Regions from separate parts of the Mus musculus genome. Here region 2 is linked to region 1. Evidence: chromatin loops called from intact Hi-C (ENCODE). Cell type or tissue: heart. All regions are shown on one strand. Links, peaks and the distances in the headings refer to the core of each region. The heading gives the core; the rest is flanking DNA.

Region 1 (16,129 bases), core at 3,763-11,762:
AGGACATGACAGAATTCCTATAGGAGTAAAATTTTAGTGTGTAAACAACATGGGTAATCATTTATTATCTCACAATAGTTTTTGCAGACATGAAAGAAAGCACACTGAAGGGAATTTATGAGTAAGAACCGTGTAGTAGGATGTTTAGCTAACATTTTCTTTCAGGTATATAAGATTTTTTTTCTTAAATAAATATACTTACTATTAAAATAATTTCTCTCCTAGAAACACTGACAATCTTTCTTAAGTAAACCAATTGTTAGACAAGGTACACAGATATATAATGCATTTTAAACACTCTCTCACTATGTCTGGTGGTATCATATAAGGTCTTTGAATATAATTCTTAATGATTCACTTTTAATATTTTATGCTCTTTTACTATGCTTAATTCACAAAGAATATTTTGTATGTTTTGAAACAATGTGTATTCAACATTAGACATAGGATCCTTAGTTATGGATAGTATTAAATATTTATTAATGATATTTTAGGGTATGAAAGGATACGAATATAAAAGTTGAACAAGCTGGGTGTGTCGGTGCATGCCTTTAATCCCAGCACTTGGGAGGCAGAGGCAGGCAGATTTCTGAGTTCAAGACCAGCCTGGTTTACAAAGTAAGTTCCAGGACAGCCACAGCTATACAGAGAAACCCTGCCTCAAAAAAAAAAAAAAAAAAGTTGGACAAATTTTTATGTATTATTTGATTCCCAAAACACTCAATATTATTAATATGTTTGATGTATAAAATGCATTTAAATAATAAAACTAATTTTAAAAATCAAATAAATAAATAAATAGAAGACAGGAAAGGACTAGTGCACATATTGCAAAGAGAGAGGCCACTAGGCCCAAGAATGCCCTAACAAATGGAAGCCTGAAGGAAGAAATCCCAGAAGTTGGGAAAAGTGCCCCCAAATGACAAAGGTGTTAGCCCTGGGTGAAGACGGTGATTAGGGGAGATGGATTTTTGTATCCCTTCCCTGAAGCCAAGGTAACTCTGAGAGTGGAGGGGAAACCCATTCAATTCTTGGTAGACACAAGGGCTCAGCCCTCGGTCCTCCAAGCCGATGGCCCCATTTCCAAGAAAAGATCTTGGATCCAAGAAACCAAAATGTATTCATGAAGAACAGTGGACCTAGTGATGAGTCGGGTATCCCATTCATTTTGGGTCACCCCAGACTGTCCCTATCCTCCGTTGGGATGAGACATACTCTTCAAAATGGAGGCCCAGATACACTTCCTGCCTGATGGACCACAATTAACTGGCCCAAAAGGAGAGACCTCTTTGACTGACCCCTGCTAAAAGCCGAGGCTACCTGGTTTACAGACAGAAGTAGTTTTCCCCATGAAGGTCAGAGATGACCAGATACTGCTGTGGTGGACAGCACAAATGTCATCTGGGCAGAACCTCTACCCTCCCCCACCTCCAGGCACCTCTACCCCCTGGCACATTGAAGCAGAAAGTGGGGCTAATTGCCCTCACCAAGGTCTTGGAACTTGGAGCCAGCAAGAAAATTAACAACTACATGGATAGCAGGTATGCCTTTGCCACAGCCCACGTCCACAGGACTATGTGCCAAGAGAGGGGACTGCTCACATCAGAGGAAACAAAAAAACAAACAAGAAATCTTGGATCTCTTGGATGCCCTGCTGAAGCTGGCAACTGTGAGTATTATTCACTGCCCAGGACATCAGAAGGGAAGAAACTCAGTGTCCCGGGGAAATAACCAGGCAGATCAAGTGGCTGTGCAGGAACCTATCCTGGTTATGGGCCTACAAGAAACACCTGCTGGGAAATGGGACTGAACTAAGAGATGGCTTCACTTAAAATATATGTAGAAGAAGAAAGGACTCAGATTGCTAGTCACCATACCAACTACTACCTAGAGAAGAAAGGACAATGGCACACACAAGAAAGAAAACTATACTCCCCAGAAAGCAAGCAAAAGACTTACTAGGCCAAATGCACAGATGGACTCATTTAGGGGATAAAAAGCTTGTCCAAGCAGTTAAGAGATCTTAAGTATATATAATAGGACTCAGGTTTTGGGCCAGAAAGATAGTAGAACAGTGTCAGGTATTGCCAGCAAGTGAATGCTTATGCAGCCAAGAGCAAACAGGGCAAAAGACCCTGGAGAAAACAGCCTGGAGTATATTGGGAGGTCGATTTTACAGAAGTTAAGCCAGGAAATATGGTTACAAATACCTTCTAGTGTTTGCGGATACTTTCTCTGGATTGATTGAGGCTTTCCCCACCAAGCAGGAAACAGCTACTCTGGTAGCCAAGAAGATATTAGAAGAAATTTTCCAGAGGTTCAGAGTGCCCAGGGTAATTGGATCAGACAATGGTCCTGCTTTTGTCTCTAAGGTAAGTCAGGGATTGGCAGAGACACTGGGGACTGATTGGAAGCTCCATTGTGCTAAGTGTCCCCAGAGATATTCTAAGGAGGATTGAAGTATCCACACTTTGGTCTTCCTTCTTCTTGAGTTTCATGTGTTTTGCAAATTGTATCTTGGGTATTCTAAATTTCTGGGCTAATATCCCCTTAGCAGTGAGTGCATATCATGTGTGTTCTTTTGTGATTGGGTTACCTCACTCAGGAAGATATGCTCCAGATACATCCATTTGCCTAAGAATTTCATTGTTTTTAATAGCTGAGTAGTACTCCATTGTGTAAAGGTACCATATTTTCTGTATTCGTTCCTCTGTTGAGGGACATCTGGGTTCTTTCCAGCTTCTGGCTATTATAAATAAGGCTGCTATGAACATAGTGAAGCATGTGTCCTTATTACCAGTTAGAACATCTTCTGGGTATATGCCCAGGGAGGAATTGCTGGAACTTCCGGTAGTACTATCTCCAATTTTCTGAGGAATCTCCAGACTGATTTCCAGAGTGGTTGTACCAGCTTGCAATCCCAACAACAGTGGAGGAGTGTTCCTCTCTCTCCACATCCTCACCAGCATCTGCTGTCACCTGAATTTTTCATCTTAGCCATTCTGACTGGTGTGAGGTGGAATCTCAGGGTTGTTTTGATTTGCATTTCCCTGATGATTAAGAATGTTGAACATTTTTTTCAGGTGCTTCTCAGCCATTCCATATTCCTCAGCTGAAAATTCTTTGTTTAGCTTTATACCCCATTTTTAATAGGGTTATTGGATTTTCTGGAGTCCAGCTTCTTGAGTTCTTTGTATATGTTGGATATTAGTCCCCTATCAGATTAGGATTGGTAAAGATCCTTTCCCAATCTGTTGGTGGCTTTTTTGTCTTATTGGCAGTGTCTTTTGCCTTACAAAAAATTGCTTTGCAATTTTATGAGGTCCCATTTGTTAATTCTTGATCTTACAGCACAAGCCATTGCTGTTCTGTTCAGGAATTTTTTCCCCTGTGCCCATATCTTCGAGGCTTTTCCTCACTTTCTCCTCTATAAGTTTCAGAGTCTCTGGTTTTATGTGGAGTTCCTTGATCCACTTAGACTTGAGCTTTGTACACGGAGATAAAAATAGATCAATGTGCATTCTTCTACATGCTAACCACCAGTTGTGCCAGCACCATTTGTTGAAAATGCTGTCTTTTTTCCACTGGATGGTTTTAGCTCCCCTGTCAAAGATCAAGTGACCATAGGTGTGTGGGTTCATTTCTGGGTCTTCAATTCTATTCCATTGATCTACCTGTCTGTTGCTGTACCAGTACCATGCAGTTTTTATCACAATTGCTCTGCAGTACAGCTTGAAATCAGGCACAGTGATTCCACCAGAGGTTCTTTTATTATTGAGAATAGTTTATGCTATCCTAGGTTTTTTGTATCCAGATGAATTTGCAAATTGCCCTTTCTAACTCGGTGAAGAATTGAGTTGGAATTTTGATAGGGATTGCATTGAATTTGTAAATTGCTTTTGGCAAGATAGCCATTTTTACTATATTAATACTGCAAATCCATGAGCATGGGAGATCTTTCCATCTTCTGGGATATTCTTCTATTTCTTTCTTCAGAGACTTGAAGTTCTTAACATACAGATCTTTTACTTCCTTAGTTAGAGTCACGCCAAGGTATTTTATATTATTTGTGACTATTGTGAAGGGTGTTGTTTCCCTAATTTCTTTCTCAGCCTGTTTATCCTTTGTGTAGAGAAAGGAAACTGATTTGTTTGAGTTAATTTTTATCCAGCTACTGCAGTGAAGCTCTTTGTCAGGTTTAAGAGTTCTCTGATGAAATTTTTAGGGTCACTTATATATACTATCATATCATCTGCAAACAGTGATATTTTGACTTCTTCCTTTCCAATTTATATCCCCTTGATCTCCTTCTGTTATCTAATTGCTCTGGCTAGGACTTCAACTACTATATTGAATAGGTAGGGAGAAAGTGGACAGCCTTGTCTAGTTCCTGATTTTAGTGGGATTGCTTCAAGTTTCTCTCCATTTAGTTTGATGTTGGCTCCTGGTTTGCTGTATATTGCTTTTATTATGTTTAGGTATGGGCCTTGAATTCCTGACTTGTATCATGAATGGGTGTTGGATTTTGTCAAATACTTTCTCAGCACCTAACGAGATGATCGTGTGGTTTTGTCTTGTCTCTGGGATGAAGCCTACTTGATCATTATGGATGATCTTTTTGATGTGTTCTTAGATTCGGTTTGCGAGAAATTTTTTTTCATGTTTCAAGGAAGGCTTTTATTAGGGGTGAGGAAATGCACACATGCAGTAGACATGCAGCTCAAAAGATCAGCAGGAAGACTAGCGCACCCCAAAAATCCAGCCGCAAAGGCTTAGAGGCAGAAGAAAGAAGTCTAAAAGGCTTTTAATTTATGTCTCTAGGCTTTTATCTCGGTTCAAGAGGGTAAGGAAGTAGCCAGCCATCATGGAATTTCACTATCTTTATTATCTAGCCATGCCCTCTCTCTCTATCCACCTACGATAGAGGAGGTCCAGATCCTAGTCCCTCATCTGGGTTCACACACACACACACATACACACACACACATGTACACACATGCTCACACATAAACACATGTATCTTACTGTCTACAATATCCACAAAACAAATGTCTTGTTAAAGTATTCTTCATTCTAGCATAACCTCACATTACGCTATTGATTGATGTCAGTCATAGGTTCTGCCATAGAAAGAGAAGCTCACCAAGATGCTAAGCTTTCATTTTCTGAAGGAGCAGTGAGATTCAAAAAAAGACTGACATTAAAATTTATTGAAACTGACAGCAAAACTAGGGTAATCATACTAGAGTTACGAAACTTTGGTCTTAGCATCATTTGTGCTTCAGCTATGTAAGTATAGGCTCAGACATCTGCTTTAGAAATCCATTCTTGCTTTAAGTCTTTTTTTTTAATTAGGTATTTTCCTCATTTACATTTTCAATGCTATCCCAAAGGGCCCCCATACCCACCCACCCCCCAATCCCCTACCCACCCACTCCCCCTTTTTGGCCCTGGCGTTCCCCTGTACTGGGGCATATAAAGTTTGCAAGTCCAATGGGCCTCTCTTTCCAGTGATGGCCGACTAGGCCATCTTTTGATACATATGCAGCTAAAGACAAGAGCTCCCGGGTACTGGTTAGTTCATATTGTTGTTCCACCTATAGGGTTGCAGTTCCCTTTAGCTCCTTGGGTAATTTCTCTAGCTCCTCCATTAGGGGCCGTGTGACCCATCCAATAGCTGACTGTGATCATCCACTTCTGTGTTTGCTAGGCCCCGGCATAGTCTCACAAGAGAGAGCTATAACTGGGTCCTTTCAGCGAAATCTTGCTAGTGTATGCAATGGTGTCAGCATTTGGAAGCTGATTATGGGATGGATCCCTGCATATGGCAGTCACTAGATCCTTTCGTCACAGCTCCAAATTTTGTCTCTGTAACTCCTTCTATGGCTGTTTTGTTCCCATTTCTAAGAAAGGGTAAAGTGTCCACACTTTGGTCTTCGTTCTTCTTGAATTTCATTGAGACTATCTTCTTTTAGGTTTGTTGAAGGATTACTTTCTTGCTTTTTCTAGGGCATACTTTCCCTCCTTGTGTTGGAGTTTTCCTTTTATTATCCTTTGAAGGGCTGGATTCATGGAAAGATATTGTGTGAATTTGGTTTTGTCATGGAATACTTTGGTTTCTCCATCTATGGGAATTGAGAGTTTGGCTGGGTATAGTAGCCTGGGCTGGCATTTGTGCTCTCTTAGGATCTGTATAACATCTTTCCAGGATCTTCTGGCTTTCATAGTCTCTGGTGAAAAATCTGGTGTAATTCTGATAGGCTTGCCTTTATATGTTACTTGACCTTTTCCCCTTACTGCTTTTAATATTCTATTCTTATGTAGTGCATTTGTTGTTCTGATTATTATGTGTCAGGAAGAACTTCTTTTCTGGTCCAGTCTATTTGGAGTTCTGTAGGCTTCTTGTATGTTCATGGGCATCTCTTTCTTTAGGTTAGGGAAGTTTTCTTCTATAATTTTGTTGAAGATATTTACTGGCCCTTTAAGTTGAAAATTTTCATTCTCATCTATACCTATTATCCTTAGGTTTGGTCTTCTCATTGTGTACTGGATTTCCTGGATGTTTTGAATTAGAATCTTTTTGCATTTTGCATTTTCTTTGATTGTTGTGTCCATGTTTTCTATGGAATCTTCTGCACCTGAGATTCTCTCTTCCATCTCTTGTATTCTGTTGCTGATGCTCACATCTGTGGTTCCTGATTTCTTTCCTACGATTTCTATCTCCAGCATAGTCTCCCTTTGGGTATCTCTGTATGTCCATGTGCTGTTAATTCCTGTTTCCTTGCTCTTGCCCTATGTGTTTTTTATGACATTGCATATATTTTCATCTGCCCATCTCTAGCTGTTTGAACATGCATTCCCTTTTAGTAACTTTTTCTTATTCCTTCACTTTAAACCATGGCACTCAGGCTACTGGGAGATGAATACAGACCTGGAGTGGATGCATAAGTCTTTGTAAGAAGTTCAGTGAGCCCTTCAGAGTTTTTGCCTATCTTTTATTGTTTATGTGGCTGTGGGGGGAGGGGGAGTCAGGATGCAGGTTCTTTATATTTATCTCAAGCTGTCCTGAACTTATTCCATACACTAGTCTGGTTGCCACCTTAATGAGATTCATCTGTGTTTGCCTCCTGGGTGATAGGATTAAAGGCATGAGCCAATATACCCAGCTTGCCCATCCTTTTTTGTAGTTAGTAATCATTCTTACAGTTTTTCTAATGTGTGCTCAGTACTGTTGTTCTGTTTGTCTGTCTCTGTCTGTATATCTGTTAATAGACATTTCTCATGCAAGTCTATATCCTATTTAAAGGGCCCAGAAATGGCAAGGGTGAACCTCCTTTTCAGTTTCCTTTAAAACTTCTGTGTCATGGAATAAGTGTGGAAATCAACAGAATAATACAGATATATCTCTAAAGAAGTATGTATTTGACCTCCTCCCTTCCTCTTACTCACACAGAGCCATGTCCAAACCTGAGTTGCAGCTGGTGGCACTGTGAATTGGCAGCTTCCCTGACTTCCCCATCCCGGGCATGCTGTTCAGGGATATCGCGCCCCGTACTTCTTCTGAGCCTCCATCAGTCTCCTGGCCAGTCAGTTGAAGTCCACGCACAATGCAAGAACGACTACATCGCAGGTCTAGACTCCAGGGGCTTCCTTTTTGGCCCTTCCCTAGCTCAAGAGCTTGGCTTGGGCTGTGTCCTCATCTGGAAGCACAGGAAGCTGTGGGGCCCCACTGCGTCAGCCTCCTATGCTCTGGAGTATGGGAAGACTGAGCTGGAAATCCAGAAAGATGCCTTAGAACCCGAGCAGAAAGTGGTCGTTGTGGATGATCTCCCGGCCACTGGAGGAACCATGTGTGCGGCCTGTGAGCTGCTGAACTAGCTACCGGCTGAGGTGGTAGAATGTGTGAGCTTGGTGGAGCGAACCTCCCTGAAAGGCAGGGAGAAGCTAGGACCCATACCGTTTTCACAACACAGTCATAAAAGAACACATGCTGCACAGAAACCTTATGAATATAATCAAAGTGGTAAAGCCTTTTCAGGACACAATAGTCTCCAAATGCATGAAAGAAAAAATACTGGAAAGAAACCCTATAAATACCCTATAAATAAATGTGGTAAAACCTTTGTAGTTCACAAATATCATCGAAACCATGGAGAACACATACTGGAGAAAACCCCTATGAATCCAACAATGAAGTAAAGCTTTCACAACAGGTCATCTCTGAAGTCATAAAAGAATACATACTGGAGAGACAGTGACATGTTTCCTCCAGTAGGGGCGGCATTTACTAAGTCTTTCCAAATGATACCACAAATTGGGAATTGTAAGTAAGCCTTTAGGTGCCTCATCATCTAGGTTATACAAATGAAGGTTTGCATGAGAAAAACAGTGATGAATGTAAATTGTTTGTTTAGTGGTTTGTTTTAATTTTATTGCCCTTCATTTGCTTATATAAATTTTTCTGCTAAAATGTATAGAATGGGATTCCCATCATCTAAGTGGTCAATTGTTCATTTCATTTCTGTGATCACACTTTTCAAGTCAGTGTGTCTACAAAAGAGTGGAGGATGTCGTTACTAGGTTCTTTTTTCATGTTTTCATGAATTCCATTGAGATGTTGTTTTTAATCCAGCCTGGCTTGGATATCAATAATTAGTCAAGGCTACATTTCAAGTCATGATTCTCATGTGTCAGCCTCCTGAATACCAGTCATCGCCAGTGTATGCTGTTTTGTCAACACATTTTAGTAATGCTTATGTTAAAATTCTTAATAGAAGATAATATAAGAAACATGAAATACCTTATGTATGTATTTAAAGCAGCATTTTCATGTATTTGTTAGAGATATTTTAAGGTAGGATAGTTAACATTCATGTTTATATCTTGTAACATTGGTTGATATTCTATGGATGTCTTTCTTAGGGCTTCCATTTTTGTGAAGAGACAGACAGCATGACCAAGAGAACCCTTATAATAAAAAACATTTAATTGATGCTGGCTTACATTCTGTGATGTTTAGTCCATTATCATCATGGTGGGAAGCATGGCAACATGCAGACATACATGTTGCTGGGGATAAAGCTGAGAATTATATATTTAATCCAGGTAGCAGAAGGAGACTGTGTGTGTACCACACTACTTGAAGCTTGAACATATATGACTTCAAAGCCCACCTACATAGTGACACACTTCCTCCAACAATGCCATACATATTCTAGCAATCTCCTAATACTGAGAATTCCTGTGGAAAAGCATATGGGGTCCATACTTATTCATGCCACCCCATTCAACTTCCTGGTCCTCATAGGCTTTTCGCCATAACACAATACAACATAAGTTTTTCTTTTATTGGAAAAATTGTGGTTTTCTCAGATATTTTTTGTTTTTTCCTTATTCACTTTACATCCCACTTTCTGCCCCCCTCCTGGTCACCCCTCCCATAATTCTTCCCCTATCCCCCATGCATATCTCTTCTAAATGGGTAGGGGGCCCCCTGTGTATCCCCTTGCCTTGGCACTTCAAATCTCTTCAAGGCTAGGTTCTTCCTCTCCCACTGAGGCCAGACAAGATAATCTTCCTCCCCCTTTCCTCAGACCTGCTGAGCCTGATCCATACAGGTGAGCTTCCCTTCCCCAACCCATCCTTGATGGGTCCTCTGGAGCAGAGCTACCCTGAGCAGCCTGATATCCCAAGAAAACCTCCATTCTCCTGCTACCTCTACTCCCACCTTCATCAGACCTGCTGGGTGTGAAGCATACAACATGCCTGTATCCACCTTTGAAAGTCCCATAGCCTCACAGTCTCACCAATACATAAAAGTACAAAGTTCAAACTCTCTTCTGAGATTCATGCAATATCTTAACTGTAATCCCCTATAAAATGAAAATAAAAAACAGATAAAATACTTCCCATAGTCTATCATAGTCTCAACAATGTTTAAAAGTAAAAACTTTCAAAGTCTGCTGTAAGATTCATGCAATCTCTTAAGTGTAATCCATTATAGAATGAAAGGAAAACCACAGATCACATACTTCCAACATATAACAGCACAGGATATACTTTAGTGCTCCAAAGTGCAGAAATTGTGGACCAAAGGAAGACCAAAAAACCTGTTTGGCAAACTCCAAACTCTGCATCTCCATGTCTAATGCTCTTCAGATCTCCAACTCTTTTCAGCTTTGGTGATGGAAACATACTCCTTTCTCTTGAGCTGGTTCCCCAATATTAGTAGCTTCCCTCAGCAAATTTCCCATAGCTCTGGTATCTCTAGTATCCTGGGATGTCCAAGGTAATCTAGGCTTCACCTTCACAGCTTTACCCAATGGCCTTTCTGGCTCTGCCTGCAGGGACACCCTTGCCACATACCTGGCCTCAACATCTTTCCTAAGTAGCAGGGGGGAATTTTATATTCCCATTCACACACTGGCTTCTCTGGGCCTTCATGCAGGACAACCCTGATAGATTCCTTGCATCAGTGGCTTTTCTTAGTCACAGAGAGACTTACATATTTGATGCTAAATCCAGAGCTATATGGCTGAAGCAAGGCTGCTTGCTGGGGCCCACTTGTCTTATAACATCTTTATTAGGTTTCACTTTTTCCATAATTTTCTTCATTCTCTAAGCTTGTTTGTCCTAGAACTTATTCTATAAACCGTCCTTGACCTCAGAGATCTGCATGACTCTGTCTCATGAGTATTGTAGTTGCTCAAAGGTGTATACCACCATTCTTGGACCTAAGCTTTTCTTTACCTGGAACTTGCTTTGTAGATCAGGCAGGCCTTGAATTCATAAATGTGCTTGCCTCTGTCTCCTATGTTCTGGGATTGAAGGCACATACAAACATACATGGACATAAGCTCTTTAATTTTTTTCAAGGATGGAAGTTTATTTAACTGAGTGGAATTTTGCCCTGAGGTCACCACTCTCTCAACTCCATTTAATATCTTTAATCGGGTTATCTTCTTGAACACAGGAATTAATTCCATTCTATTTCCTGGCTTCCCTTTAATCCTTGAATCATAAATTTTTTACTTTCCTTGAGAAGTTTCCTCTATTTCATCAAAATGTTGTTCATAAGAGGGAACTACAGGATAGAATTTACACTGGGCTCTTGAGATTTCCATGCCATTGCAACTTATCTAACTCTTTACTTTTTGCCACATGCAGACACTTTGGACCAGAGCAAAAATCAGTCACATTCTTTGCTAAAATATGACAAGAATGATGTCTAGGTACCATGCTAGGGTTTTATTGCTGTAAAGGCACACCATAACCATGGCAACTCATACAGGAAACCACTTAATTGGAGATGGCTTACAATTTCATAGGGTTAGTCCATTATCACCTTGGTAGGAAGCACGGCAGTGTGCATGAAATCATGGTGCAGGGGGAACCCATAATTCTACATCTTGATCTGATGGCAGCAGGAGACTGATGCCACACTGGGCATAGCTTGGTCATATAAGACTTCAAAGCCTAACAACACAGTGACACCCTCCCTCCAACAAGAGTGTATGGAGGCCATACCTATTCAAACCACCACAATAAGTATATATTCTTTGACATTCCATGCTTCTTCATGCCCCAGTTATACAATTGGCATTTCATCTTGAAAAATTACTTCCTAACAAAATTATCTAGAGATGTTAGATAATATAAGAAGTATGATTTATTTTTTTGAAACCATATCTTGCTTGGTTGTGAGGGGGGATGTGTGTGTGTGTGTGTGTGTGTGTATGTGTGTGTGTGTGTGTGTGTGTGTGTGTTTTAATGTGATTGTGGGTTTGTAGGCCATGACAAATATGTATAGACTGGAAGACAAACTTGTGGGGTCTTCTTTTTTTTTTTTTACTTTTCTTTTTACTTTTTATTAGGTATTTTCCTCATTTACATTTCCAATGCTATCCCAAAAGTTATATATGTGTTATATATACCACCCCCACAATCCCCTACCCACCTACTCTCCCTTTTTGGCCCTGGCGTTCCCCTGTACTGGGGCATATAAAGTTTGCAAGTCCAATGGGCCTCTCTTTCCAGTGATGGCTGACTAGGCCATCTTTTGATACATATGCAGCTAGAGTCAAGAGCTCCGGGGTACTGGTTAGTTCATAATGTTGTTCTACCTATAGGGTTGCAGATCCCTTTAGCTCCTTGGGTACTTTCTCTAGCTCCTCCATTGGGGGCCCTGTGATCCATCCAATACCTGACTGTGAGCATCCACTTCTGTGTTTGCTAGGCCCCGGCAGATTCTCACAAGAGACAGCTATATCTGGGTCCTTTCAGCAAAATCTTGCTAGTATATTCAATGGTGTCAGCGTTTGGAAGCTGATTATGGGGTGGATCCCTGGATATGGCAGTCTCTAGATGGTCCATCCTTTTGTCACAGCTCCAAACTTTGTCTCTGTAACTCCTTCCATGGGTGTTTTGTTCCCAATTCTAAGAAGGGGCAAAGTGTCCACACTTTGGTCTTCGTTCTTCTTGAGTTTCATGCGTTTAGCAAATTGTATCTTATATCTTGGGTATCCTAAGTTTCTGGGCTAATATCCACTTATCAGTGAGTACATATTGTGTGAGTTCCTTTGTGATTGGGTTACCTCACTCAGGATGATACCCTCCAGGTCCATCCATTTGCCTAGGAATTTCATAATTTCATTCTTTTTAATAGCTGAGTAGTACTCCATTATGTAAATGTACCACTTGTGGGGTCTTCTTTTGGCTCTCTTTATATAGTGATCAAGGTGAGGTTGCCAGCCTTACACACACAAATTATTTCCCACTAGTGCTTGAAGAAAACTAATAGAAACAGTACATCAGTAAAACATCTCTTTTCCAGACTGTGAACATATTGACATCTAGGGATAGAGAGGCACAAGCTAATTTGAATAATAAATACTTTTTGCTTATAAAAATTATATTTACAGTGCAGTAAATTTTGGGATCCTGTCAGTTTTTTCAGATGACAAAACACTTTTTCATAACACTTTCTCAGAAGCACAAATGAATGCCAAAATATAGTCTCAGTGGATAAAGTTGGTTGGTGCCAAACCTGATGATCTGATTCAGTTTCTGTGAGACCCGTATTACTCTAACAAGTGTTTTTCTCCTGTCCACATTTGGGCTCTGGCATATGCACACTTGCACACCAACACATATATAACAGTTAAACACACATAAGGCCCAGCGAGATAATTTTCAGCTGAACTTGAATGTCTAGGTTTCATCTGGAGAACTTACAGAGAAGAAATTGGTATTTGACACCAGTAACACTTCCTCTGACTGCCTTATACACTCCTGGAATAAATGTCTTCACACAGTTAAAACTTTAAAAATGAAAATAACCAAAAAAATCCAAAATATTGATAACATAGGAAATAGTTTACCAATTGAAATCTATAAATTGTTGAATTTCAAAAAGTGTTACTTTTCCTCAAAACAGTTATGGTTTCTGTTTAAATTTTACATTATGCTTTCATCTTCTGATCAAAGATAGGCCATTTCAAAAACATCACAACTAGGCATTGTGGTGCATGCCTGTAATCTCCCCACTTGGGGACCAGTGGCAGGAAGATCTCTCTGAGTTTTAGGCCAGCTTGGTCCACATAGTGAGTTTCAGAACATCTATGGCTATGTGAAGAAATCCTGTCTCAAACTTCCTCTCCCCACAAAAAAAAAAAGAATTTTTTTAAGTTATGGGAGTTTTCCTAGTGCAATATAGATGACCTCAGCTCTGATCAACAACGAGTTTTGGTGCCTTAACAGACTTCAGGAGATTTTTGTTAGCAATTAAAGTATGAGGCAAAATGGAGAATTCATTTTCAGAGAAGTAGAAATCTCTTGAATCTAAAACTTTCTTCACTTTTAAGTGATAGAAGATAAAAGGAGTAATGAATTGTCTTCATTTCTGCATTATGATGGCACATTTGGGAACTGCAGAGTTTTCTCAATAGTACCGATTTTGATGTATGCCCAAGTTTGGTTCCCTGCATCCACATCTGTTGGCTCAGAACCACACATAATTTCAGATCCAGGAAATCTGATGCGTTCTTCTGCCTTTCTTGGGTACAAGATGTACAAATGGTGTAAAGACATCTATGTAACACCATATTGTGAAAAAGGGTTTTTTATTTGTGTATGTGTGTGTGTTTGTACACCTAAATGTACATATGTAAGATGCATGTGTATTTGTATGTGTATATGTATATATACACACACATATATTGCATCATATATATGCACTGTTCTGATCTTTTTAAAAATTTACTTATTTTTTTCACTTTACAACACATTATTGCTGTCTGTCTGGGCCGGTGCCCTAAGCAGACCTTAGGCACAAACTCTGCAGCCAGCCCCACAACACCCAGTGCAGTTCCACTCCAAGGGGCTCTAATATGCCCAGGATCAGAGGATCACAGGATCACAGCAGCTTGGTCACACCAGGATCTCAAGGTCCCAAAGGGAGCTTGACTCCCAGAAGCTCAAACACACTCAGAATCTCAGGATCGCAGGATCACAGAGGCAGCTTGACTTGGAGGAGTTCTGACACAACCAGAATCATAAGAAGGACAGGCTCCAGTCCGACATAGCCAGGGCAGGTAGCACTAGAGATAACCAGATGGTGGGAGGCAAGCATAAGAACACAAGCAACAGAAACCAAGATTACTTGGCATTATCAGAACCAAACTCTCCCACCATAGCAAGCCCCGGATACCCTAGTACACCAGAAAAGCAAGATTCAGATCTAAAATCACTTCTCATGATTATGATAGAGGACATTAAGAAGGACATAAATAACTCTCTTAAAGAAATACAGGAAAACACAGGTAAACAGCTAGAAGCCCTTAAAGAGGAAACACAAAAATCCCTTAAAGAGTTACAGGAAAACACAATCGAACAGGCGAAGGAAAAGAACAAAACCATCCAGGATCTAAAAATGGAACTAGAAACAATAAAGAAATCACAAAGGGAGACAACCCTGGAGTTAGAAACCCTAGGAAAGAGATCAGGAGTCATAGATGCAAGCATCACTAATGGAATACAAGAGATAGAAGAGAGAATCTCAGGTGCAGAAGAGACCATAGAAAACATTGACAAAAAAAGAAAGGAAGGAAGGAAGGAAGGAAGGAAGGAAGGAAGGAAGGAAGGAGGGAGGGAGGGAGGGAGGGAGGGAGGGAAGGAAGGAAGGAAGGAAGGAAGGAAGGAAGGAAGGAAGGAAGGAAGGAAGGAAGGAAAGAAGGAAGGAAGAAAGGAAAGAAGGAAGGAAGAAAGGAAGAAAGGAAGAAAGGAAGAAAGGAAGAAAGGAAGAAAGGAAGAAAGGAAGAAAGGAAGAAAGGAAGAAAGGAAGAAAGGAAGAAAGGAAGAAAGGAAGAAAGGAAGAAAGAAAGAAAGAAAGAAAGAAAGAAAGAAAGAAAGAAAGAAAGAAAGAAAGAAAGAAAGAAAGAAAGAAAACATTGACACAACAGTCAAAGAAAATGCAAAATGCAAAAAGCTCCTAATCCGAAACATCCAGGAAATCCAGAACACAATGAGAAGACCAAACCTAAAAATAATAGGTATAGAAGAGAGTGAAGATTCCCAAATTAAAGGACCAGTAAATATCTTCAATAAAATTATAGAAGAAAATTTCCCTAACCAAAAGAAAGAGATGCCCATGAACATACAAGTAGCCTACAGAACTCCAAATAGATTGGACCCAAAAAGAAATTCCTCTCATCGCATAATAGTCAAAACACCAAATGCAGTAAACAAAGAAAGAATGTTAAAAGCAGTAAGAGGAAAAGGTCAAGTAACATATAAAGGCAAGCTATCAGAATTACAGCAGACTTCTCACCAGAGACTATGAAAGCTAGAAGATCCTGTGCAGATGTCATACAGACCCTAAGAGAACACAAATGCCAGCCCAAGCTACTATAACCAGCAAAACTCTCAATCACCATAGACAAAGAAAACAAGATATTCCATGAAAAAAACAAATTTACACAATATCTTTCCACAAATCCAGCCCTACAAAGGATAATAGATAGGAAACACCAACACAAGGAGTGAAACTACACCCTAGAAGAAGCAAGAAAGTAATCTTTCAACAAACCCACACAAACATAATTCCACCTCTAACAAGAAATTTAACAGGATG
Region 2 (8,000 bases), core at 1-8,000, 180 kb after region 1:
TCTGAGTTCGAGGCCAGCCTGGTCTACAGAGTGAGTTCCAGGACAGCCAGGGCTACACAGAGAAACCCTATCTTGGGAAAAAAAAAAACAAAACAAAAAGGAGATTTATTTATTTATTTATTTATTTTACGTAAGTACACTGTCGCTGTCTCAGACACACCAGAAGAGGACATCAGATCCCATTACAGATGGTTGTGAGCCACCATGTGGTTGCTGGGATTTGAACTCACCTCTAGAAGAGCAGCCAAGTGCTCTTAACCACTGAGCCATCTCTCCTGCCCCTTGAATTTCTTTTTCTTTTGAGAATACTTTTCATTGTGCATTTCCTGTGCGTGTGTCATGATGCATGTGTGGAGGTCAGGGGTCATTTGTGAGAACCCCCTGCTCCTGCTTCCTGCCCTCACAGCTCAGGTCTCCAGGCTTGGCTGCAGGCTCCTGCAGCCCCATTTCCCCCGCCCTGGCTTCTATTTAACATGTAGCGCCCCTAGGATCTGGGCCTGAGGCACTTGGCTGAGATGGGGGCACTAAGTCACATACAGACCCTCACGTCCGCAGCTCTAGCTGCTGGGAGGGGGGGTCTGGGTCAGGGTGGATTGCAGCTGGGTACCGAGCCCTCCCCATTCTGTAGCCAGCAGAAGACCGAGCTGCCAGTCACAGAGAATGTGCAAACCATCCCACCCCCCTATGTTGTGCGCACCATCCTGGTCTACAGCCGCCCACCCTGCCAGCCCCAGTTTTCCCTGACTGAGCCCATGAAGGTGAGCCTGGAGGGAAGGGAGGGCAGTGGTTAGACACCAAAGGGTCAGGATTGCAGAGGCTGTGGAGAGAACTCACCCACCTACCTCTCATTCACTGCAGAAGATGTTCCAGTGTCCCTACTTCTTCTTCGACATCGTTTATATCCACAATGGCACTGAGGAGAAGGAAGAGGATATGAGCTGGAAGGTGAGATGTCACCACAGAGAATGGAGGGGACATCTCGGGACATCTGACTTGGGCCTGCCTCTCCCTGCCATTGATCCAGTCCTTCAGTCATTAACCATTCCCTACATTTCCACTTTGAGCTGGTGATTGGGACTTGGGAGGCCGCTGCTCTGGCAGCCCAGGGAGCAGGCTCAGCCCCGCCACACCATCCCTAGCACTCCGCCCTATTCCTGACATTCCCCAGCTGTATCCTCCCCTCTCAACCCCTCCCAAGTTGTCTCTTCACCTATGAACTTGCTGTGTGATCTTGAGTAGGAGGGATCGAAAGTCTGTGAAGTCGAGTTTACATGACTGAGGCATGGGTCAGATAAAGGCACTTGCAGACAAGCTGAGGACCTGAGTTTAAAACCAGGACTGGCATGATGGGAGGAGGGGACTGACTCCCAAAGACTGTACTCTGACCTCCACACCTACTAAGCCCAGGCAGGTGCACACACTGACTCTAGCCCTTCACCTTGAGGGAAACACCTGAAAGGCGGAGGCTGGGATTGTGATATGAGGGTGTCCCATCTGGTTTGGTCTCACAGTGTTTGCACAGGGAGGAGCCTAGTGCATCTGCTCAGTTTTAGGGACTTGGGAAGCTGTTTGGAGCTGTTTACCTTCCTGCTTCAGGGGCTTTCCTCCAGGATGGACTGTTTCAGTCTCAGGGGAAACTGATACACAAGAGGCTAGCCTGGGTTACAGAAACACCAACCCAGAGAAGAGTCCTCCTGTGGGGAGCTGCCCTTGGCCTCCCTTCTGGCTCTGGCTTGAAGCAGGGTCTCTGGTTGTACCCCAGCTGCCCTGGTTGGTCTCTGGCTTCAGGATCCTTCCATCCTGCATTGGGAGTGCCTCTGGCTTAAATGTGCCCTGCTGCATTGAGCTTTCTGAGGTAGTTTTGTGTCCACTGAGCTGCCTCCAAGCCACACACTGCGCTTATAGAATGCTGGGAACTGTTGCTGACTGCAATAGTTTGTGGCCACTCTAGATGTCACTTCCTCTGGGAAGGCCTCCAGGGACAGGGAGGGCCTGTAAGGACTAATGATCATCCTGAACAGCCCGCAGTGCCTCCCACACTGATGATCACCCTAACCAGTCCGCACTGCCTCCACAGGACATGTTTGCCTTCATGGGTAGCCTGGACACCAAGGGCGCCAGCTACAAGTATGAGGTAGCACTTGCTGGTCCTGCCCTGGAGCTGCACAATTGCATGGCCAAGTTGCTGGCCCACCCGCTGCAAAGACCCTGCCAGACCCACGCGAGCTACAGCCTGCTGGAGGAGGACGAGGAGGCTGGAGAAGAGGAAGCCACTGTGTGAACTATGACATGTGACATCTCCGCACCCTCCTATGAGGAGAGCGCAGGCACACTATTATTGGCCCATGCTCAATCCCACTCTGTCCACTGTAAATTCATTCTTCCTGGGACTATTTTTGTCACCGGAATAAAAATCTGAGGTCCCTGAGCCCACCCTTGGTGTCACTTTGGGCTCACTGAGACCTGTTATTAATGTCACAGAAAACAGGCACTAAACAAAGCAGTGGTGTATGGCTTCAGGCTCAGCTGTATCCGAGTAACCCACAGGCTGGTGTTCACTGCGCTTTCCAAACTCCTCTTCATCCTACAGAACCCACTCCAGATGTTCTTTTATCCAGAAAGTCCTCCAGAAACAGGGAAGATCTATTGAAAGTGGAACTGGTATGGCTGTCATATTTGGGACCTCCTAGATACACAAAAGTCCCAGCTCCAAGTGGGAAGTGGGTTCTGATGACACCTGTCACCCCCAATCTCAGTATCCTGATCTGATTGAACTTGTGTAGCCATGTGGTCTCGCCATGAGCAATCACTGCCTAGGGTTTGGAACCCTGATGTCCTAGGCAAGGATGGGGACATAGGGTGTGCGCCCTAGAAGAGGAAGGGAAACCCAGGAACCCCCCAGCCCCAGGTCAGACCAGAGGTTCAACCTGTCCACCTTCTCCATTTATAGAAAACAAAATGGCAGTGGGTGGGAGTTGGGCTCACCTTGATACAGGCGGCTGAGACATGAGGAGGCCAGTTCTAGGTTAGCAGGGCCCGCATTGGGAAGCACTGGATCAAACGGTGCATAAAAAATAGGCCAGGAGCCTATGATGACTCAGCCATTTAGAGCACAAGCTGTTCTTGCGGAACACCCGGGTTCAGCTCCCACACGGGGTCTCACAAGTCCACTTTCCGGGGATTCGATGCCCCATTTCTGGTCATGCAAGCAAAACACCCACACACTTTAGTTAATTTAAAAAGTAGGTCAGCTTGATTTTCTGGCCTTTGCATTTATTGGGCACTTAGTGTTGAGCCCTGTACTCCCATTTGCAAATAAGGAAAATGAAGCTCTTTATATTTTTTAATTAATTAATGTGTATGTGCACACGTGCGTGTGCTTGTGCAGGCTCCCGGCCCAGGCACACGTGTCGAAGTCCGCCTGTTCCTTCTTTCCAATGTGTGGGTTCTGGGTATCGAACCCAGGTCACTAGACTTGGCAGCAAGCATCTTGACCAGCTGTGCCGTCTCGCTGGTCCTCTCAAAGCTCTACTCCACAGAGCTACAGCCAACTCAGCTGTGCCATGCTGTTCCTCGGGAGTCTGATCCCAGCACTCGGTTGGCTGAGACAGGAGAATGACTGTAAGTTTTTGAATACCTTGAGGTCCGTCAGGGGTATCCAGGAGTTTGTTTTGTTAAAGACAAAGAGAGGCCCCGCTCTTTATCCCCAGCTCCCCTGGAATTTGCTGTAATTCTCCTGGCATCCCAGATGTACGCACCAAACCCTGGAGTCCCTCTGGCTTGCTCCGGACGTAGGGTGCAGCTAGTCAATCCCGATCGGCGTGGGGCGGGGCCAGAAGCAGAGGTGGGCGTGGCTGCGCGTGCGTAGACAGTTGCCGCGCGAATTTGAACTGCAGAGGGCGGTGACTCCTATGGGACATGGCCGATACTGCATGCTTGGCTCTGAGGCTGCTAGCAGCACTACGCGAGGAGGAGGCGCGGTGAGGGCGGCCGGGTCCGGGTGCTACCCGACCTTCTGCTCCCCGGGTGGTCAGGAGGTCTGAGGTCTACTGTGCTCGTCCTCCTGCAGGGCTGTGGAGGAGCTGCTGCGCCTCGGAGCGGACCCCAACCTGGTGTTGGACGATGGCGCTGCGGCGGTGCACCTGGCAGCCAGAGCGAGCCACCCGCGCGCCCTGCATTGCCTTCGGATGCTGCTGCGCTGGGGAGCGGATCCCAATGCTCGGTGAGGCGCGGCCCGGGTCCCTGGGTGCGGTAGGCGTGACTTGGGACAGCGGCACTGGACGTCAGGCTCCGGGTCCGAGGCGTCAGTCAGGTCTAAGATGGAAATGTCTGCTTCCAAGGTCGGGTACAAGGTGTCCCATAACTGTCATCTGGCACTCTGGGAGACTGAGGCAAGAGGATGACCGTGAATTAGAGTCTCACATGGTAGTGGGCACCGGTCATCCCAGCACGGGGAACTGAGGCAGGAGGAGCAGGAGTTCATGGCTAGCCTGGGCTATGCGAGACTGCCTAGGAAAGGAACCAACGCCGCACACCTCTCCTCTGTCTTTGGGGATCCCAGGTCCGCGGAGGGGCTGACGCCTGTGCATGTGGCTGCCGCGTGGGGCTGTTGTGGTGCTCTGGAGTTGCTGCTGAGCCGAGGAGGTGACCCCACACTGCGGGACCAGGTCAGTACCCCGCGCAGGCACACATGGGTGGCAGGAGGGTGGGTTAAGGACGCCCCCTGCTGACGGTGACTGCACAGGATGGGCTCAGGCCCTTGGACTGGGCACTACAGCAGCGACACCACAACTGCGCACGAGTGCTGCAGGAGCTGGACACGCCCACCCAGCCTGATGAGACCCGAGAACCCACAGGTGAGAGGAACTGAGGGGGTGTACCGGGCTACCACACTGCCCGGCCCAGTTCTGTTTGTACATCTATCGTGTCAATCACTATCCATGGTCTATCTTATCGGTCACATAACTATCATGCCAATTACCTACCTGTCAGTCATCTCGCACCTATATCATTTATCATGTCTATATCATACCTGTTTATATCTGTGTTATATCTGATTACTTATTTATCCATACATTTATACATCTATATGCAGAGACGTTTCATGTAGCCCAGGGTAGCTTTGAAACTGAAACATGCCAAGGACCTGCCTTAGCAGAGTCTTCTGGAGTTTCTCAAGATTCGGAGTTGCACGTGCATAGAGCTGAGCTGGAGGTGGAGGCTGTAGAGGTGGCTGTGCATCCCCAGAGCTCTGAGGCCACCGAGAACTCAGACTACAGCAGCGATGCTTCGTTTGTCACTGCAGTGGAGGACTCTCTGCAGCCCGGGCGCCCTGGGGGGGCATTGGAGCTAGTGGCTGGCTTGTGGGTAACCCGTGGGGCTGTGTCAGCTGGGAAGGGAGCACCCAACTGCCAGCCGCAGGTCCTGACATTGACTGCAAGGGACACGGACAAACCCGTACTGCCTGGTGATGGGGATCTGGGGGCTTTGCACCCCCACAGTTCGGTGCCCCCCATGTCGGATCTGCAGCTCCTCCAGGCCCTGCGGGCGCTGGGCTATAGCCCTGGACCCGTCACACCTTTCACCAGAGGACACTATCTACGGCGGCTGCAGGAAGCCCAGGCTAGCCGTGGTGAGTCCTTAGGTGGTGGTATTCAGAGTCTGGCTACACTCCAGGAATCCTGCCTTGGCTGTTAGATAAACCACCCTCACCAGCTTTTGTCCTCCACCCTGAATCCGTTTCCCCTCCCCAGCTGATGTAGGGCATAGCCAAGAACTGGCGGAGGCACTAAGGACAGGCACCATCCCTGACTGCCAGGTGGATGAGGAAGCCCTGGCTCAGTGCTTTCAGCGGCTGGATCCCTTGAAGAAGTGGCGGGAAGGCATTACAAAGTCTAGTTTTACGTATCTACTTCTCGACCCCAGGTATGGTGACAGAAAAGCCAGGGGCTGAAATTAGAGGATGACTGTGCAGAGCAAAACTCCGCTCTGCAAGTTCCTTTCTGGTTGGGTAGGGGAAGGGCTACCCCTTGCTGATAGTTTCTGCCTCCATCTCATGGTTTATAAGATCAGACTGTGATCTCAGGTCAGGGTTGTAACATCAAACTCAAAACAACAAAACAAAAAACCCCCAACAAACAGTAGGAATTTGCTCTTGATTCACTGTGTGTACCTAGGGAAGGGATTAGTCTTCTCTGTTTGCCACCTCCTTTAGAAATGGTGTCTGGGGCCGGGCAGTGGTGGCGCATGCCTTTAATCCCAGCACTTGGGAGGCAGAGGCAGGCAGATTTCTGAGTTCGAGGCCAGCCTGGTGTCTGGGGTCAGTTCTAGCTGTGAGTACCCATTTTATGGTGTCCTGGAAGTGGGTACAGTGGCCATTCTCCCTGTCTGCCATCATCACCCCTCCTTTTCACACTGTATGTTCTGTGCATGTGACTGTGTGCATGTGCTCACACACTGTGGTGCTCATGTAGAGGTCAGAGGACAGCTCGTGGAAGTCTGTTCTCTTCTGTCATGTGGGTCCCACATGGGCTACTCTGTACCCCAGGCTGACGAAGGACCTGCCGGCCCGAGCCTCTTCCCTCACACTGGCTGAGTGTCTGCAATGTTTCGTGAGAGCCATCTTCTATGTGGGCAAGGGAACCCGAGCCCGACCAGATGCCCACCTCTGGGAAGCCTTTGGCTACCATGACCAGCCAAGGAAACAGGTGGGGCATGAGAGACAGGGTTGGGGTGCATCAGCCACCCTTCAGGCCTGGGAGGAAGATAGCTTAGGATCCCAGCTGATCCTCTACTATCCCCCAGGTCTGTCCCAAGGTTCGCCGGATCTTAGACATCTGGGCTAGTGGCCGGGGCATCATCTCTCTGCACTGCTTCCAGCATGTGGTGGCCATGGAAGCGTACACTCGGGAAGCCTGTCTGTTGGATGCCCTAGGTAGGGGTCTGGCTTGTAGAGGTCACATGAAAGGTATCCGAGCTATGAATCCCTTTGCTCTCTCCCTCGCTGTCCACTCATGAACTCATTCACATGTACAGTTACCAAGTACCAAATGTGCTGTTGGATTGGGTGGGGCGGAGGTCACTCCTGTTACCTCACCTCTTTTGACCAGGTCTCCAGACACTGACCAACCAGAAACAAGGGCACTACTATGGAGTGGTTGCCCATTGGCCACCCTCTCGGCGTCGGCGTTTGGGGGTGCACCTGCTACAGCGTGCTCTGCTGGTCTTCCTGGCTGAGGGGGAGAGAGAGCTGAGGCCTCAGGACATTCAGGCTCGAGGCTGAATGCTGAGGATGTGACATGAATCCTGAGCCATCAAGGTGTCTGAGCATCTGGCTGGTTCCTAACTGTTCCCAGCTCTAGCTTCAGAGGACAGTGTGTTTTCTTGTGTGTGTGTGTGTGTGTGTGTGTGTGTGTGTGTGTGTGTGTGTGTGTGTGTATGTGTGTATGTGTGTGTGCGTGCGCGCGTGTGTGTGCGTGTATGTGTGTGTTTTTAAATATGTGACAGTATTTCTTAATCAAGCTGAGTGAACATTGGGATACATGGTGCTTCTGGAAGAGTAGTGAGCTCCCCATCACGGGAGGAAAACAAGCCAAGGAGCAGAAGCTATTCTGGAGCACCACCTTTAATCCCAGCATTCAGGAGGCAATAGCAGACAGAGCTCTGTGAGTTCAAGGACAGCCTGGTTTATAGAAATGAGTTCCAGTGCAGCCAGGGGATATACAGAGAAACCATGTCCCCCAAAACAAACCAAAAAACAACAACAAAGCCAAGATGGTACTCTGGAATGCTACTTTGTCTCCATGTCTCATCTTCTGATGCAAGGAAGAGCTCAAGAGAGATAATCCAGGTGCACTGGTAGTGATGGTTCATCATCCCTGCCTTTGGGAAGCTGAGGCAGGAGGATTGCTAGTTGGAGGCCAGCCTGGGCACCTCAGAATGGGAATTGACATTTATGTTAGTGGTGACAGTCCTTTTCCCCATGGCTATCCATACTCCAG

What was found. Peaks named below come from ENCODE experiments on the same cell type or tissue, not always from the same donor. Only the 100,000 strongest peaks of a DNase experiment are listed, where the experiment ranks them.
Region 2: it touches region 1 in a loop (3-fold over the local background); 3 of 42 quality-filtered maps call a loop at or near these places.

The regions. Positions count from the first base shown.
Region 1 is chr8:71,216,490-71,232,618 of GRCm38, forward strand. It overlaps the pseudogene Aprt-ps. Among named protein-coding and RNA genes, the nearest start is that of Gm38415, 18 kb to the left of the region's middle. In heart, for the core only: a CTCF peak has its summit at 8,273; no DNase peak of the experiment used is centred there.
Region 2 is chr8:71,402,118-71,410,117 of GRCm38, forward strand. It overlaps Babam1 (BRISC and BRCA1 A complex member 1), which reads left to right. Exons shown (of 9, transcript NM_026636.2): 7 at 629-758; 8 at 859-945; 9 at 2,078-2,655. The coding sequence ends at 2,281. Ankle1 (ankyrin repeat and LEM domain containing 1) reads left to right here and starts at 3,895. Exons shown (of 9, transcript NM_172756.3): 1 at 3,895-3,980; 2 at 4,070-4,222; 3 at 4,562-4,667; 4 at 4,745-4,856; 5 at 5,096-5,632; 6 at 5,754-5,925; 7 at 6,548-6,707; 8 at 6,805-6,934; 9 at 7,110-8,000. The coding sequence starts at 3,919. The coding sequence ends at 7,282. It overlaps Gm39193 (a long non-coding RNA gene), which reads right to left and starts at 3,894. Exons shown (of 2, transcript XR_870504.2): 1 at 3,759-3,894; 2 at 3,231-3,602. In heart, for the core only: CTCF peaks have their summits at 3,912 (motif pointing right) and 4,727 (motif pointing left); DNase peaks (open chromatin) are centred at 2,114, 2,944, 3,864 and 4,754; H3K4me3 peaks cover 1,899 bases; H3K27ac peaks cover 2,050 bases.